Linked DNA regions of Mus musculus: region 1 is linked to region 2. A link is a loop called in an ENCODE intact Hi-C map of the cell type or tissue named here. Cell type or tissue: left cerebral cortex. All regions are shown on one strand. Each heading gives the region's core, and the rest is flanking DNA. Links, peaks and the distances in the headings are about the cores only. Region 1 overlaps Gm31374 (a long non-coding RNA gene). Region 2 has its middle 15 kb from the start of Gm31614.

The links. Hi-C counts contacts between places; a loop is a spot of excess contacts. Peaks named below come from ENCODE experiments on the same cell type or tissue, not always from the same donor. Only the 100,000 strongest peaks of a DNase experiment are listed, where the experiment ranks them.
Region 1: a loop joins it to region 2, with 4 times the contacts of the local background. A loop is called at or near these places in 8 of 42 quality-filtered maps.

What each region holds. Positions count from the first base shown.
Region 1 is chr9:46,350,632-46,359,040 of GRCm38, reverse strand. It overlaps Gm31374 (a long non-coding RNA gene), which reads right to left. Exons shown (of 3, transcript XR_379350.2): 3 at 7,001-7,166. Among named protein-coding and RNA genes, the nearest start is that of Gm31374, 5.1 kb to the right of the region's middle. In left cerebral cortex, for the core only: CTCF peaks have their summits at 4,837 (motif pointing left) and 8,187; DNase peaks (open chromatin) are centred at 4,829, 5,412, 6,435 and 8,219.
Region 2 is chr9:46,811,483-46,819,891 of GRCm38, reverse strand. No RefSeq gene overlaps it. Among named protein-coding and RNA genes, the nearest start is that of Gm31614, 15 kb to the left of the region's middle. In left cerebral cortex, for the core only: CTCF peaks have their summits at 4,719 (motif pointing right) and 7,835; DNase peaks (open chromatin) are centred at 3,571 and 4,735; H3K27ac peaks cover 293 bases.

The DNA.
Region 1 (8,409 bases), core at 255-8,254, 460 kb after region 2:
CTAAATCCAGTCAAGTTAGGCAGTGTACAGGAACAATGAAAGCATCAGGCAGCTCTTGGCCAGTGTCATGGCTGTGCCCAAGGTCCTCACCAAGGGAAGCCACTGTTGGGATGGAGCTTGGCTCTGGCCGGGTCAGCGGCTCCTCTCCTTGTGCTAATGCACTGCTGTAAGGGAGGATCATGAACCAGAGAGTACTACAGTGGCTCTGAGACAGGCACAGTACCACAGTACCAGCCTCTCAAATGAGTTTAGCTGAGGAAGGTACAGGTGCGCCCACCCCATGCCAGAGGGGCCTGTGGCATGAGACAGTCTCCCCTCAGAAATATGAAGTACAAATGTAGGTATAAACTGACATTCACTCATTCTGTACAAAGTCCTAGAGAATGTCAACACTGGAAGTGTTTCTTCACTTCCTCTAGTGGTGGACAAGCGATTTTTAAAATACCCATGCAAAGAGAAAAATAGTGTTTGGTTTTCAATGTGACCCTTACCCTTCATCAAAATATGATAGGGCTGCTTATCATAATATATGTACCTATATAAAGTAAATATATAGAATATATTTTATATATTATAAATATATATTATATTTATATTTTATATAATGTATAAATATGTTATATATTATAATATATTTTATATATTATATTTTATATATTAGAAAGAGAGAGAACTGCTGGGTTGGCAAAAGGGCTGTCTTAGTCAGGGTTTCTATTCCTGCACAAACATCATGACAAAGAATCAAGTTGGGGAAGAAAGGGTTTATTCGGCTTACACTTCCATACTGCTGTTCATCACCAAGGAAGTCAGGACTGGAACTCAAACAGGTCAGGAAGCAGGAGCTGATGCAGAGGCCATGGAGGGATGTTCATTACTGGCTTGCTTCCCCTGGCTTGCTCAGCCTGCTCTCTTATAGAACCCAAGACTACCAGCCCAGAGATGGTCCCAACCACAAGGGGCCTTTCCCCCTTGATCACTAATTGAGAAAATGCCTTGCAGCTGGATCTCATGGAGGCATTTCCTCAACTGAAGCTCCTTTCTCTGTGATAACTCCAGCTGTGTCAAGTTGACACAAAACTAGCCAGTACAAGGGCTCAGTGGGTAAAAGTGTTTCCCCTGAAAACCTTACAATCTAAGTTGGATCCCCAGAATCCACTAAAGAAGGAGCAAACTAGCTCTAAAAGTTATTCTCTGACCTCTGTGCAGGAGTATATATGCATGTACACACATACACTGGCATGCATGCATATACATGGGCATATACACACATACACTGGCATACACACACATACACTGGCATGCACACACATACACAGGCATACACACACATACACTGGAATACACACACATACACCAACATGTACACACATACACTGGCATGCACACACATACACTGGCATGCATTGCATATACATGGGCATACACACTGTCTTAGTCAGGGTTTTTACTCCTGCACAAACATCATGACCAAGAAGCAAGATAGGGAGGAAAGGGTTTATTCAGCTTACTCCTTCCATAATGCTGTTCATCACCAAGGAAGTCAGGACTGGAACTCAAACAGGTCAGGAAGCAGGAGCTAATGCAGAGGCCATGGAGGGATGTTCTTTACTGGCTTGCTTTCCCTGGCTTGCTCAGCCTGCTCTCTTATAGAACCCAAGACTACCAGCCCAGAGATGGTCCCACCCACAAGGAGCCTTTCCCCCTTGATCTCTAGTTGAGAAAATGCCTTATAGTTGGATCTCATGGAGGTATTTCCTCAACTGAAGCTCCTTTCTCTGTGATAACTCCAGCTGTGTCAAGTTGACACACAAAACCAGCCAGTACAATTGACCCCTTGTCAACTTGACACACAAACACATCACTAGTAAGCCTCAACCCTTACATTCTTATTCATCCCCTTGATCTAAATAACTTTAAAAGTCCCACAGTCTTTACATATTCTTAAATTTTCAATCTCTTTAAAATATCCATCTCTTTTAAAATCCAAAGTCTTTTTACAATTAAAAGTCTCTTAACTGTGGGCTCCACTAAAATAGTTTCTTCCTTCAAGAGGGAAAATAACAGGGCACAGTCACAATCAAAAACAGAAATCAATCTCCAACCATCCAATGTCTGGGATCCAACTCACAATCTTCTGGACTCCTCCAAGGGCTTGGGTCACTTCTCCAGCCATGCCCCTTGTAGCACAGGCGTCGTCCTCTAGGCTCCAGCTGCCTGTACTCCACTGCTGCTGCTGCTCTTGGTGGTCATCTCATGATACTGGCATCTCCAAAACACTGCATGACCCCTTCAGTCCTGGGCCATCAATTGCAATTGAGGCTGCACCTTCACCAATGGCCTTCCATGGCCTCTCACAGTGTCGAGCCTCAGCTGCTCTGTGTGACCCCTTCATGCCTTCAAAACCAGTACCACCTGGGTGACCCTTACACATTACCAAGTCCCGCTGCAGCAGGAGTACAACCTTGGCTATTTCTGGAACACAGCCTCTTTGTGCTTTCAGAAAACACTTCCCAGAAGATGTCACCTCAACGATGCTGGTCTCTTCTTAATCACCGCTAATTTCTTAGCTCCAGCTAACCAGCATCAATAGTCCCAGTAATGCAAAGTTTTTGCTTTAGTAGTTCTGGTATCTTGTTAATCACAGCTGACTCTTCAGCCCCAGCTAACCAGAACCACAGAATCTTCACAATCAAAGCAGCAATGGCCCTGAAAAGAGTCTTTAATTTTCCCTCTGAAATTTCACAAGCCAGACCTCCACCTTCTGCACTGTTCTCAGCATTGTCTTCCAAGCTCCTACACAACATCCGACAGGTCTCTTAACAGCAAATGGACCTTCTGGCCCAAAGTTCCAAAGTCCTTCCACAGTCCTCCCCAAAACATGGTCAGGTTGTCACAGGAATACCCCACTTCTGGTACCAATTTGTCTTAGTCAGGGTTTCTATTCCTGCACAAACATCATGACCAAGAAGCAAGATGGGGAGGAAAGGGTTTATTCAGCTTACTCTTCCATAATGCTGTTCATCACCAAGGAAGTCAGGACTGGAACTCAAACAGGTCAGGAAGCAGGAGCTGATGCAGAGGCCATGGAGGGATGTTCTTTACTGGCTTGCTTCCTCTGGCTTGCTCAGCCTGCTCTCTTATAGAACCCAAGACTACCAGCCCAGAGATGGTCCCAACCACAAGGGGCCTTTCCCCCTTGATCACTAATTGAGAAAATGCCTTACAGTTGGATCTCATGGAGGCATTTCCTCAACTGAAGCTCCTTTCTCTGTGATAACTCCAGCTGTGTCAAGTTGACACAAAAAACCAGCCAGTATACACACACATACACCGGCATACACACACATACACATACATACACACACATACACTGGCATGCATACATATACACAGGCATGCACACACATACATCAGCACGCACATACTATTGATAAAATTATAATTTTAAAGAATTACACAGAAAATTTACAGTCCTTTCAACATTTATCCATACAGTAGCCCTATGGAGTGCATGTTATATTCTGCCCTTTACAGGTTAGACAACTGAGGCTCAAACATCCAGCAACTGAACAGAGGATCCGGGATGCCAACCAGATCCTCAAGCACAAAGCCTGGGCCTCTGACCACCAACTACATCATCCACAAAGCCTTTTTTCTTTCTTCCTCATATAACACATCCTGACCACAGTTTCCCCTCCTCCACTCCTCCCAGCCCCACCTGAACCTCTCCCCCTCTCCTCTCCTCTCCACTCCTCTCCTCTCCTCCCCTCCCCTCCCCTCCCCTCCCCTCCTCTCCTCTCTCCTCTCCTCTCACTGCTCTTCCATTTCCCTTAAAAAAAAAAAAAAAAAAGAGCAGGCTTCCCAGGGATTTCAACCAAACATGGCATAACAAGCTTCAGGAAGACCAGGCACAAACCCTCACATCAGGGCCGGGAGAAGCAACCCAGTAGGAGGAAAAGGGTCCCAAGAGCAGGTGAAAGAGCCAGAGACACCCTCATTCCCAATGTTAGGAGTCCCACAAGACCACCAGGCTAACAACCATAACATCTATGCAGAGGACTTAGAATAGACCCATGCGAGCTTCCTGATTGTTGGTTCAGTCTCTGTGAGCACCTATGAGCCCTGCTTAGCTGATATTGGGGGCCATACTCTCCTGATGTCCTTGACCCCTCTGGCTCCCAGAATTCTTCCTCCCCATCTTCTACAGGGATCCCTGAGCTCCAGGGGGAAGACCCAATGGAGATCTCTCTCTCTCTCTCTCTCTCTCTCTCTCTCTGCCTAATGTTTTACTGTAGTCTCTGCATCTGCTCCCATCAGCAGCAGGAGGAAGCCTCTCTGATGGCTGGGATAGGCAGCAATCTGTGAGAATATAAGGATATCTTAGGAATCATTTTATTGATTTTTTTTTTCTATCCTAGGTCTGTGAGCTCTCCAGCCTCTGGTCCCAAGTCACCAGGCAGTGTTGGGCACGGGTTCCCTCTCATTGTCAGGACCTCAAATTAGACCAGTCATGGGTTGGCCACTCTACAAAGCCTTTTAACCTTTGAAATTCTCACTGATTTTTTTCTTAATGGCAGTAAAATAAGTGTTATACATAAGTGTTAAACCCACACCACCATGGGTTTAAATATCTTTAAGATCTTTCTTCCTTTACTTGGAATTGAAGAATTTCGGCAGTAATAGACTACAAAGAATAGAGGAACCAGAAACATTCCCAGAGCAAAGGACTTCAGTCAGCCTCAACACCCTTATCTCTTATCCCTCCCTGAGTCCTCTGCCCTCTAGAAGAGAGAAACATAAGCCTGCGTTGCCCTCTAGTGGCTGTGATGATAATTACAGCCAATACCTTTGTTTCAGTACCTTCTACAGGTACTAGACAGGCACTAGACCCTGAGAATCCAAGGCTCTGCCCACAGCTGGAGCTGAGGCTGGACACTGTGGCCAACGGCCAAACCACACCCCACCACTGACAGGGTGTCAGAATCAGATCTCCTGAATGCATAGCTCAGCTGATAGTGATTACATATCATGGTCAAAGTCCTCACTCTGATTCCTAGCATCAGATAAAACCAGGCACGGTCACACAAGCCTATATAATTCCAGCACTAGGAAAATAAAGGCAGGAAGATCAGAAGTTCAAGGCTATCTTCAAGTACGTAGTGAGTTAGAGGCCAGCCTGGGCTACACGAAACTCTTTATACAGGGGTAAGATCACTTCTATCCTCAATAAGAGCCCCCACCCCCCACAGACACACACCCGACTTCTCCTTTGGACCTAAGAAACTCTGTGTCAGTCCCAGAACAGGACAAGTTACTTCCTTGAAATATCAGATCTGGAGGAAGCCAGAGATGGCAGATGGCATGCAAGCCTGGAACTGGGGAGGGAGGTGGCTCCTCACAGTTCCATCAGCTCTGCAAGTCGAGGCAGTGTGGAGTCACAGGCAGTCCCTCTCCAGTGAAGGCAGCCGGGCCTCCCCTCCACCATTCTTACTTCAGAAGCTAGCTGAACCAGTGGGCCCTCCCCCAGCCCCCAAGGCCGGAGTGCATTAGCAGCCTGCAGGCTGTCAGGAGCAGTTGCAGATGCCCCATTTATATTCCTAAGTAGAGGACTTGTTAATATGGAGCCTGCCTCTGGGGAAATGGGAATGTGCGGGGTGAGAGATGACAAATCACAGCCCGGCAGCCAGGCTGAGAGCACTAATACCCATTTACATCTTACTCATTAGCCCTCACTGGCCAGCGAGCCTTGGCTACCATGGGGCTAAGGGCTGGCCTCCAGGAGCCCCTTTTGGCTCTGAGAAACTCAGGCACTGGTGGTAGGTGGCAGGGTGACCTCTTCTGCCAGCAGGTCACTAAAAGGCCCATGCAAAAGACAACCAAAGTCCCAGCTCAGCCCCACAAAATAGACAAGAGTGAGTCCCAAACCAGACCTTATTCCTTGGGACACAACTCATGCCGCCCCCCACCCTGCACCCCCACCTCCGAATCTCAGATGAAAGAATTAAAGGTCGGAACACCTCCAGTTCATTTTGGCCACACCTAGCCTCCACATGGAAAGGATCTGCCAGTCATTGGACTATGACAGTGTCAAGAGACCCCACTCCCCTACCCACACCCCTAAGCTCACACACAACCACACAGCACAGCCTGCAGGCAGGGCAGGCCCTGGGCTGGGCTGCCTGGACAGTACTTCCTCGCGTGTCTAGAGCCTGGTCCCCAACAGAGCAAGTGTGCAGCTTGAGTAATGGCGGGCACAGATCCACCCGAATCCTGATAAGGGAGAATAATAACTTGTCAAAGATATATATGATATGTGTTTGCTTTCCCGACGGAATATCTATGGGGCTAATTCATCAAGCCGGCGGGCTGGCTGGAGACCCAGGGAGGAAAGCCGGGAGGGAGAAGCACGTGATCGCTAGTACCCCAGTGGAAAGCTGGGAACCCGGGCAGCCTGCGTGGGCCACTGGAAGCTCACCAGGGCCCTGGCAAGCCCTGAAACTGACTGTCCTGGGATTCACCTGACGGTGTCCGTGTGACGCTCCCGGTTTGGGGACCTGGAAGGTGAGCAGATAGAGTGACCCCTTTCCTGGAAGAGAATCAGCCAGACCTCTGTCTCCTCCCACTGCCTTGGGCCTTCCCCCTGTACTCTGAAAGACAGGGTGACAGGAGTACATTCCAAGAATGCTAGAGTGAAGGAAAAAAGAAACGTAAAAAGCGGAAAAAGCACTTGACTCACAGAAGATCCCACCTGCTGCCGACCCACGGCGGGCGGGGCTTTCTGTCTGTTCCTTAGTGATGCCTGATAGACAGCTCCCCCAACCCAGTCTCTGCCTTCCTCCTTTTTGTCACAGTAATAAAAATAACCGAACTGATACGTATCATTACAGCACCCCACACACTCATCTCCGAGGGATTTACCTGTCCTTGAGCACCCAGAGCCAGGGGCCCATCTGCGGGCAGGAACGCCAACACCCAGAACCTCAAAGGGAACTGCCCCTGGAGTTTTGGCCCTCAGCTTGCCCTGCCCAGCCCCCAGCCCCCACGCACCTGATCATCTGTCTAGTCTGTTTCTCCCCAGTTATTCCAGCGTTCCAGAGCGACAGTCGCCATTCCTTCAACACGGGGTGAAGCCCTGTCAGACACCAGGTCTTGGCACTGTGTGCATACTAGAAAGCAGAGACGAAAGGCCACCATTACTGGGCTCATGGAACGTGGAGAGACTTCCCCAGGTACCGTCAGCTCACCCCTGCCCTGCCTTCCTGAGGCCCAGCAATTGAAGGGTTAACGCCTGACACAGTTCAGAAGGTCTCTAGGACCCTGACCAGCTCATGCGGGGGGTTTCCATCCCATTAGTCAAAGCTGATACCATTCTGTTGTTAAATATTTTGACTCTCACCCCGGTAGCACATCTGTAAGCCCATCCTATGGGAATTCTGTGAGCATTACTCTGTAAGAAATTCTGTTGGCTCTCTCCCCCTCCCTTCTCCTTCCTCCCTCCTCTCTTTCTTGTTTTATTCTTTTCTTTCCTTCTTCCTTTTTTCTCTCCCTCCTGCCTCCCTCTTCCCTCTTCCCCCTCCCTCCTCCCTATCTTGCTTCATTCTTTTCTTTCCTTTTTTCTTCCTTCTTTCTCTCCCTCCTCCCTCTTCCCGCCTCCTCTTGTTTCATTCTTTTCTTTCCTTCTCTCCCTTCTCTCTTTTCCTCCTGCCTTCCTCCTTCCCTTCCCTTCTCTCTCTCTCCTTCCTTCTTTTCTTCCTCCCTCCATTTCTCTCTTCCATCTTTTCTCCCCCTCCTTCCTTTCTTTCTCTTTGAGGCCTCAGGTCTCCCTCATAACACGCATCCTCTCTCAGCCCTGGATCTAGCCATAGATCTGAGAGGGCATTGCCAAGTGGTCTCAGGGTGCAACTCATCATCCTGGCAGAAGCTGGTAACTCCTGTACCTCAAGGGCTGGGAAACATGGAGGTCTGTACCAAGGGTACCAGCCTGCCTCCCTGTACATGCCCCTCTTTCCTAGTGGTCACTGGAAGCCTATTCTAGCACACACAGATGCCAGGTCTGGGGCTGAAGGATGCTCGCCTGCCTCCCTTCTGGGTGTGAAGAAGGGAGAGGAAAGGAGGGCTGTGCCCCACTAGGGCAGCCTGGAGCTGGAAGCAATTAACTTGGCGTTTTCAAACAAGGGCAGAGGAAGCAGGAGGCATGGGACTGAGTCAGCACATTGGAGAGGCGGGCGCCAGGCGGCTGGCTCAGCTCGTTAGCAGGACAGGCTGAGCCAAGGAGATACAAGGTCAGGGAGAAGGGGATGAGAGCCCCCAGACACAGATGAGGTGGGGATTGAGTTGGGTAACTGACTTCAGTCCCCTCCCTATCTCCACCCTAGAGACTCCAGAAGGCCACTGTCTAAGACAAGGGCT
Region 2 (8,409 bases), core at 199-8,198:
AGAAAGGAAGAAACCTCAACCACAAATCCTCCAGCAAAACCCTCCTGGTTCTGTGAGGCAGGCTTGAGGCGCAGGCTGAGCCCAGGCTCCAGGGATACGCCAGACTCCCCTCCAGGTGCTCCACTCTGGCGAATCCTGGATCAGGGATACTGGAGCAAGTCCCCCACCCCTAGCCGGCAGGCCTATACTAGTCTGTGGGCCACAGAGCCCTTAAATCCTTAAAGCCAACTTCTGAACTGTCTTGTGACCCCTCTACCCTTAGGCAGGCTGTGTCCCTAGTCCTGACCAGACTTGCACTCTCTTGTTTAGTAAAGACTGCAGGTTTCCGGGTTCCACAACTGGCCATCCACTGCTTAAGCACGTGTCTGCTCCTGCAGAGAGGAAGGTGGGGCACAGGAGTGGGGCGTGTCACCCGTTAGGTGTCTCCAATGTGGCCAGGTCCCTTTGGCTGGCAGACCTTGGCTGGGTCATTGAACTACCCTGGGCTGCAATCTGCTCATTTTTAAATGAGGGGGAAGAGGCAAATAAAATGTCATTTAAAGGTCCTCTCGGCTCAAAATGTCTTCTTTTGTGGCTATTCACGCATAAGGAGCTGCACAAAAGAGCAAAATACAGAAAGGATGGTGGTAGGCTTTATTTATGGCTCCTGGGGTGTTACTTATTTTAGGGGGTCCTTAAAATGATAAAATTCGTCATTCTTGTCGCAGAGAAGTTGGAAACTAAGGGATGGCTTTAAAATAGTTACTGGGTGTACTATTTTTTTTAATTCCATTTTGTTTATTTAGTCCTTGTATGTGTTCCGGTGCGTGTGGAAGCCAGAGGATGGCTTGACTTGTGGGAGTTTGTCCTCTCCTTCCACCCGGTGAGACCCAGGGATCCAAGTGACAAGGTCACCAGACATCAAACTTTGCCAGCCTAGCTTGTGGCTGTTCTTCTTGTTGTTGTTTTTGTTGTTTGTTTGTTTCTTTCTTTTTGATACGAAAGGAGAAGGGAAAGCTACTGAAGTCCAAGGATGGGGTTAAGGTCAAGGGAGATTGGGGTGTGGAAAGAGACAAAATCAACCCAAACTAAGTAGGTGTAAAAAGACCGTAGGAAAACCTGTTACTTTGTAAGGTGATCAACAAATAAAAGTTAAAAACATATACCTAGTTCCCTGTGACCCAGTGATGATTTCTATGAACCTACGAGGCTTTTGCTGTTGTTCTTTTATTACCACTGTTTCAACTGCATGTTTTCCAGGCCTCTTAACCCTGTGGAATGTGTTGTCTTCGGTCTTTGCCTGCCTAGCTATAGGTTTTCTTTAAAAGATACTACCTCGTAATTATAATATTATGTAGCCCATACTCCAATCATTTTGGAATACATTTTAACCATTTTCTTACATTAGTATTCTCTTGTAAAATGGCATTTTCTTTTATTTGTGCTTTGTCCTCATGATTTAAAAATGCACTTGTTTCTTTCCTTTATTTGTGCATGTGTGCATGAGTGCATGTGAGTGTGTATGTATGTATGTGTGTGTGTGTGTGTATGTAGGTTTGTGTGTATAAAGGTGCATGTGTGGGAATCATAGAACAACTCTGGAGAGTTCTCTCCTTCTACTCTGTGGGTCCTGGGTTCAAACTCAGGTTGCCAGCCATGCCAGCAAGTGTTTCCACCTGCTGAGCCAGCTCACCAGCCCTCGGGATTTTTAATATTCAAACAAATCACAAATGAAGAAATACAAATGGTTGGGAAACATGGAAAACACATAGCCTCTGCCAAAATCCAAGATAAGGAATGAGATGGTTTTACACATCTGATCAGCATTGATCTTTCTTTAAAGCTCACAAATTGCACCTCGCTTATCACCCAGATGACAAAGTAGACGATTCTCCCTTTGCATGGCTAGCAGGTAAAAACCTATACAGTTTTATCTATCAAAGTATAAACTGTGCATGATTGCTCATTTAATAGTTCTCGAATTTACCCTATGGGAATAATTGCCTAAGTAGGAAACAGTATAAGTACAAGAATGTTTGTGAAAGCCTTATTTGTAACAGCAAAATTTTACTTACACGCCAATCAATAAGAGAGCAATCCAGTAAAGCATGAGACATACAAGGGAGAAGTAGTACGCAATCATTAAAAATGATAATGTGGTTCTATACTTATTGACTCGGAGAGATGTCTTTGACATTTTGTGTCGTAAAAGGGAGGGGGGGAAAACAGATAACAGAGGAGCCTGCAGAGCTGACTTCCTTCATGTGTAGTCACATGCACAGATCTGTATGCAAAACGCCCAAAGCGTTACCGGCTTAGTAAGAGGGGCTTAAAGGTTGATGTCTGGCTAGAGTGGGTGGGGGGCTGTGGGGACAGCATTGGGCCCTCACTTTGAGTCTACAATTGCTAACCAACCATCAGGGCTTCTTTTGTTGCTCAGGAGGTAGGTTCATTTAGGAAAACAAAGGGGAGTCTGGAAACCCCTCAGTCTGCCGAAGCTATAGACCAAAACATTAACGATGATTCTCTCTTAGATGCGGGGCTTGAGTTGTTTTAATTTCCACTTTAATCTTCTGGTTATTATGTAAATACTTTACAGAACAGTAAAATATTTTTGTACTGTTTGTTGTTTTAAAGACGCAAAAGCCCTGGGACCTTTTGCATTTGGTTTTTATTGATCCTCACATAGCAGAGATTGCTGCAGCCTTTTGAAGTTCCCTTCCTCCAAGAACTTTGGACCTCTTAACAGGTGCAAGATGTCTGGGTATGTGCAAGAAAGAGGAGGTTCCATTCGGAGTCTACCTACACAACATCCCACCACTACCTACACAATGCTCCTCATGCTGGACATCCAGCCACTATCAGAAGGACAGTAACCCTGACCTATTTTTGGGGGGTTTGGCAACTCCACTACCTTCTTCTTGCTTTTCTTTCGTTGGTTCTGATTCTGCATTTAATGCTCCCCAAATATGGAAACCCCTACCACCACCTCCATCCCTAACCTTGACTCTCAGTCCTAGCAGTCTCCTATCTGACATCTGACTTTGCTCTCACTTCCATTTTGGACTTTGCAGTTCTTTGGCAATTTTAGAACAGCTCCAATATAACTGCAACCTATCCTACTCAATTCAACAGTTCTTGTACCAAGTTCTCATTATGTACACAATCCCTGGGCTGCCCCTTTGGGACATGGAAACAATGATTCTGAGTCCCCATTCTCGGGGTTTGAGGGAGGGGTGCTCAGTATGTCAAAAGCCACAATAGGTTGGTCACAATAATGTCATGCAAATGACACTGTAAAGATTGTAATTGCCAAGCCCTGCTATGGACACTTTGCATATCATCTCATTTAACACTCTTGTTATTACCTTTAACACCAGTGTCATTATTACACCCATTCAAAGACCAGGAAACTGAGGCACAGGGCATAACTTCTTCAAAGGAACCAAGGAATGAATGGCAGGAAGATCAAGATTGGAACCCAGGTCATTTGGCTCCTAGAGAATCTGGGTTTTAGTATCAAGTTCCAAAAAGCAGAACTGCTGAGCACTGTGTTGGGCATGCATCCAACAAGCTACGGAAGCTCTGCAAAGCGAGGTGTGAGCTCTTCTGGCTCAGACTCTTGGCTTCTTTCTGTATGTGGATGTGGGTGGGTGGGTAATGTGTGTGGGTGCATGCTTGTGTGTGTGTGTGTGTGTGTGTGTGTGTGTGTGCGCGTGTGTGTGTGTGCTCAGAAGAGCACACACGTTTGTGTCCATGCAGATGAAGGACAGAGGACAGCTCAGAGTCGTATTCTTTCTCGGGCACCATTCACCTTGTTTTTAGGCACAAGGTCTTTCACTTGTCCTGGGATTCACCAATCCGGCTGGGCTGCCAGATTAGCAAGCTTCAGAGATCTGCTCTCTCTGCTTATCCAGCTATGAGGAGGCAAGCGCCTATCACCATCCCAGGCTTTTTATATGGGTCCCGGGGATGAAACCCTGGGCATTTCCTGGCTTAGCCATCTTCTCAGCCATGATTGTTAGCTTCCTTAAACAACACCCTTTATGCCACTCATCTGTTCAACCAATGTCCCTCTGGGAGGGAGCTGACCCAGACTCTGCCCATACCACTTCAGATCCCGCCAGTTATATCTGGGTCCGTACGCCAGGAGATGAGGTGCACAGAGCACACCTAAGTTCAGAGCTATCCCAGTTGTCTCTGAGCTTTGTCCCCTCTGATGAACACGACCCTACAGACATTTTGTGTCCACTGGTACGCCATGCCTTCCACAATGAAGGTGTCCCAACGGGGCTTTGTTTAAACTAAATGTTTGCAAATTGAGTCCCATTTAGAATGTACTGGAATGGCCACCTGATAACACAGTAGCACTCACTAGCACTGGGTGGTTCTCTTGTACTGGAAACTTTCTTGCGATAACCATTTAATTCTTAATACGCCTGTGTAAGGCAGAGATGACGAAGAAACTAAAACCTTGAGAAGTCACCACACTCGCTCAAGGGTCAGCAGCTAATAAGAGGCATCTGACTCTTAAAGGATCACTTAAGCCAGTTTTTAAGCAGACTCTGGAAGAATCAAGTTTTCCAAGCTTTGTCATGTTTTCTGAAAAGAAGACGGACCACACTTTCTTGGAGCAATCTTCAGACTTTATGCGAGGCTGAGAAGAAATCTAAGTGTTTGAGAGGCTCTGGCAACTTCTAGGAAGGAGACAGTAGATGGGGCTTACCAAGGTCTTCCAGCAGGGGGCTCTCTAGAGCTGCCCTGCCAGAACTAGGGACCAAATGAGCGCTTCTGCAGTGTCAGTGCCTTCATGGTCCAGCCACGAAGTCTGGCTGGTAAAGACAGCTGTGTGAAACCCCAGGATAGGGTCTCTAGGAGCATGGGCAGTCGCTAAAAGGGAGCTGCATAAGGGCGGCTCACTCTCTGTGATACGCCGCTTCCGTAGTCATAAACACTGCAGCTGAAGATTCCCATGGGGCCTTCCTAATGGAGGAGATGGATACACTCCAGCGCAACCCGCGGGGTTTCACGCGCAGCTCTGACTAAACTCCCTATAAAATCAATCCCGCCTTTTCTCCAGCTGTGACAGGGTGTTCTAATATTAATCCACTCTCCTTGTAGCCCCCCCGTACCCCCACCCCAGCAAAGGCTTTAATGATCTTTAGCCAGGCATAAATAAGGCCACATATTCAAGCAGAGAACGCCTGCGCGGAGGAGACTGCTTCCTTTATTCAGCACCACAGCGGCCCCTGTGCCCCCTTGAGCAGCTTTCTTCTCTCCCACGGGTGGGGGCTGCAGAAGAGGCAAGCCCCCGAGGCGGGATGGATGGATGGGAGGGCCAGGGCTTCCCAAATTGTTCCATTGGGACCTCAGTTGTTTGCTCTCACTCCTAAGGGTCCCCTGGATGCTGCCTGGCGCTAGCCCCTCAGCTTCTAGCTCTGCTTCCTGTGTCTTGGGCATCTCCTTGGAAGCTCTGTTAGCTTCCTTCTCTCCTAAGAGGAGCTGGGTCTGGAGAGAGGCTCCTAGCAGCCAAGGGAAGAAGGGAAAGTGCTCAGAGATAAGCAGACAGGTAAGGGAAGAGTCGGAGGTGCAGATGCTGAGGTGAGCAAATAGCTGAGTTGTTGAGAGGGGCTAATCGGCAAAGCCTTCCGCCTCCTATCTCGGGACCCTCCTCTGAGTCCTCACGGCCCAGTGGTGTTTATGTGAACCAAGCAGAAGCCCCCGTACTGTCTTTGGGGAAGCTCTGGGGGCTTATTTTCTAGCAGGGAGCTGTTTTAAGAGTTGCAGGATCAGCTGCCCTCTGCATAAGCTAGCTAGCTGCCTGGCTGCATCTAAACCCTTCCAGCAAACTCCTTCCAGCGACAGCAAGCCCAGAGCCTAGTCAGAGTTTACCTTCCGACTTCAGAAAACAATCCAAACGGTCCCAGGGCCATTATGCAGGCATACAGCTAGCTCTGCAGAGGGGCAGATCCTTAGCACCTCGGAGTGAAGGGGGTCTGATGGCTCCAGGTTCCCCTATAGTCTTAATGGTCTTAGACTCCTGGATGATGTCAAGGAAGAATGCTAGGCCATTGTACTCTCTCAAAATAACCTGGTTTGTTAGTTTGTGTCACATTACAACAAACATTTTGCCCAAGAAAGCAAAGGCAGAGAGGGCATCGCTACCAACATCAACCCATGGCTGTATTTGAGCATCTTTCTTCTTTCAAGGGTTGAGCTGTGGCTTTGGACTTGCCCCCAATGCCCTGGAGTGATCTTTTGCCTGCAAAAGTCCCATTGTGAGGTGGAGAGAAGGCTTATGGGGTCTTGGGACTGGTCCTTAAAGCTTGTTCCTTCAAGCTTGTTCATCTACAGGAGGAGATGATGAGGTCATCGCCCTGGGGTGATGGTAAGGCTTCCTGTTTTAGTTACAGCATAGCTTTCACTTACTCTTTAACAATTTCAAACATGTGTCTTGATCACATCCACCCTCAACTCTCCAGAATCAAATGTGGTTGTTCCACTAAACACACATGCTTTCTAGATATTTATCTGTATGCCTATAGTGTCGTGCCACGACTTTGGCCACAGAAGCCTCTCCCTGCAGTAGCAGTTAATACTCACAACTATCAGGGGGCTGAGAACAAATGACTCTTGAGCACTTAACCCTAACCGGGAAGTCTGTATCAATCCACTAACCCCAGTCCCACTGCCCCAAGGCTCAGGAAACATGGAAGAAAAGGTGGGCACAAGGTAAAGAGCCAGAGGATGGGAGGGATGCAGTAAAATGTTGTCTTCTAGACTTGGTATGGATGTTGGATTAATGAACTCACAACAGCTATCCTTATTTGCACAAGACCTGCACATGGTAAGGTCAACAAGACCAGGCACATACCGGATGGCAACACTAACCAGACTCATTAGGTTAAAAAGTGATTTCAACACTTAGAATAGCACCCGTTACACAAGAAGCAGGCAGTGAGCATGGTAACAGTATTGCTAGTAACATCATTTTGATTATTTGATCTAGTTCCTCATAAGGTGTGCGGACTGTTCCTTCTTTTTCAAGCAGCTGAAGTTACTCGCTGGAGTATCCTAAGTACCCATATGGGTCTTGTGTGGAAAGACAGGGTGTCACCATGGGTAAAGTTGAATGCCACCATCCTGGGGCTTAGTCTTGGTTGAGGTGAGAAGGGAAAAGCCTGACGCTGGCTCTTTGTAAGGTCACATAGTATGTGGGTTGCTTTTGAGTTGGTACAACCAGTATGCCAGGTACAACTTAAAGTAGGGAAAGGTTTATTTTGGCTTCTGCTTTCAGGAAGTCTCCTTCCATCATGGTGGGGAGGGCACATTTGTAGACACAGAAGTAGACTACCATTATGGAGGACCAGCAAGCTGAGAGCCACTGAAGCTAGGATCTAGGCTCCAACCTTCAAAGGCCCGTGTCTCCGATCCACTTCTGCCAGTCTCATGTCGTGAGGGTCCACCGCCTCCCAAAATAGGACCACCAGCTGGGAACAAAGGGGTTCAAAGCATTAGCCTAAGGGGTGCCTTTCTGCTTCAAACCATTTTACAGCCTGTCTAGTGTGGCATGGCAACGGGTACTTCCTCTTTGTTCCTTCTCTGTCAAAGCCCACTGTGTGCCACCTCATCCTTAAAAGTTAACCTTCCAAGTAAGAGCAAAAGACGAGGCATGAAGTCCAGTGTGTGAGCCTTCAAGCCCGAGATCTCTCTAGCAGGCAGCCCAGGAATACAATCCCAAATAAATAAGAAAAAATGTCGTCAAGAACCCAGAAGTTCCCTTGCCTCTGCAGAGTCTCAAATCCTACATCTTTCTCCGTAGCCGTATCTACAGATTGCTCCTAACACCACAGTCCCTTGGGCTCCTCCTGGAGACGGGTCTGGCTTACTAAAGAGTGCAGGCTTGCCCAGCCCTCATAGAGCCCTTAATGCTTCCTAACTTAAAACAGTAGATTACCAGAATGTTCTTGGAAGGAAGCCTAGATATCCCCAGTTCCCGGTGATAATAACAAATAAACATTTGTTTGCTACTTGTTCCCAACATTTTGCTAACCGCTTTTAATGTATTATCTCAGTCCCCATAAGATGCTGGCAGGAATCTCCATTTCACAGGTAAACCCAGGGCTTGGAGAGACTGTGTCATCTGCCCAGGACTGGTGGCCTGCAGCATCTGTCACCAAGGCGACTTGAATCTAATGATAGAGAAAATGTCCTTTGCTCTAACAAATGCTACAAAGGATCTTCTTGGTTCTCTGTAGTTAATTTTTCCACAGGGACCCTCATTTCATTGCTAACCCAATGCCAAGTTTAAAGGTGGTCAGTTTGCTCATGCACGCTGCATATCCACTGCCGGGGACGACAGGAAAGACAAAGAAGAAGGGAATGAGACCCAGCAGTTAGCCATGATCAAATGGCTAGAAAGGCACAGAG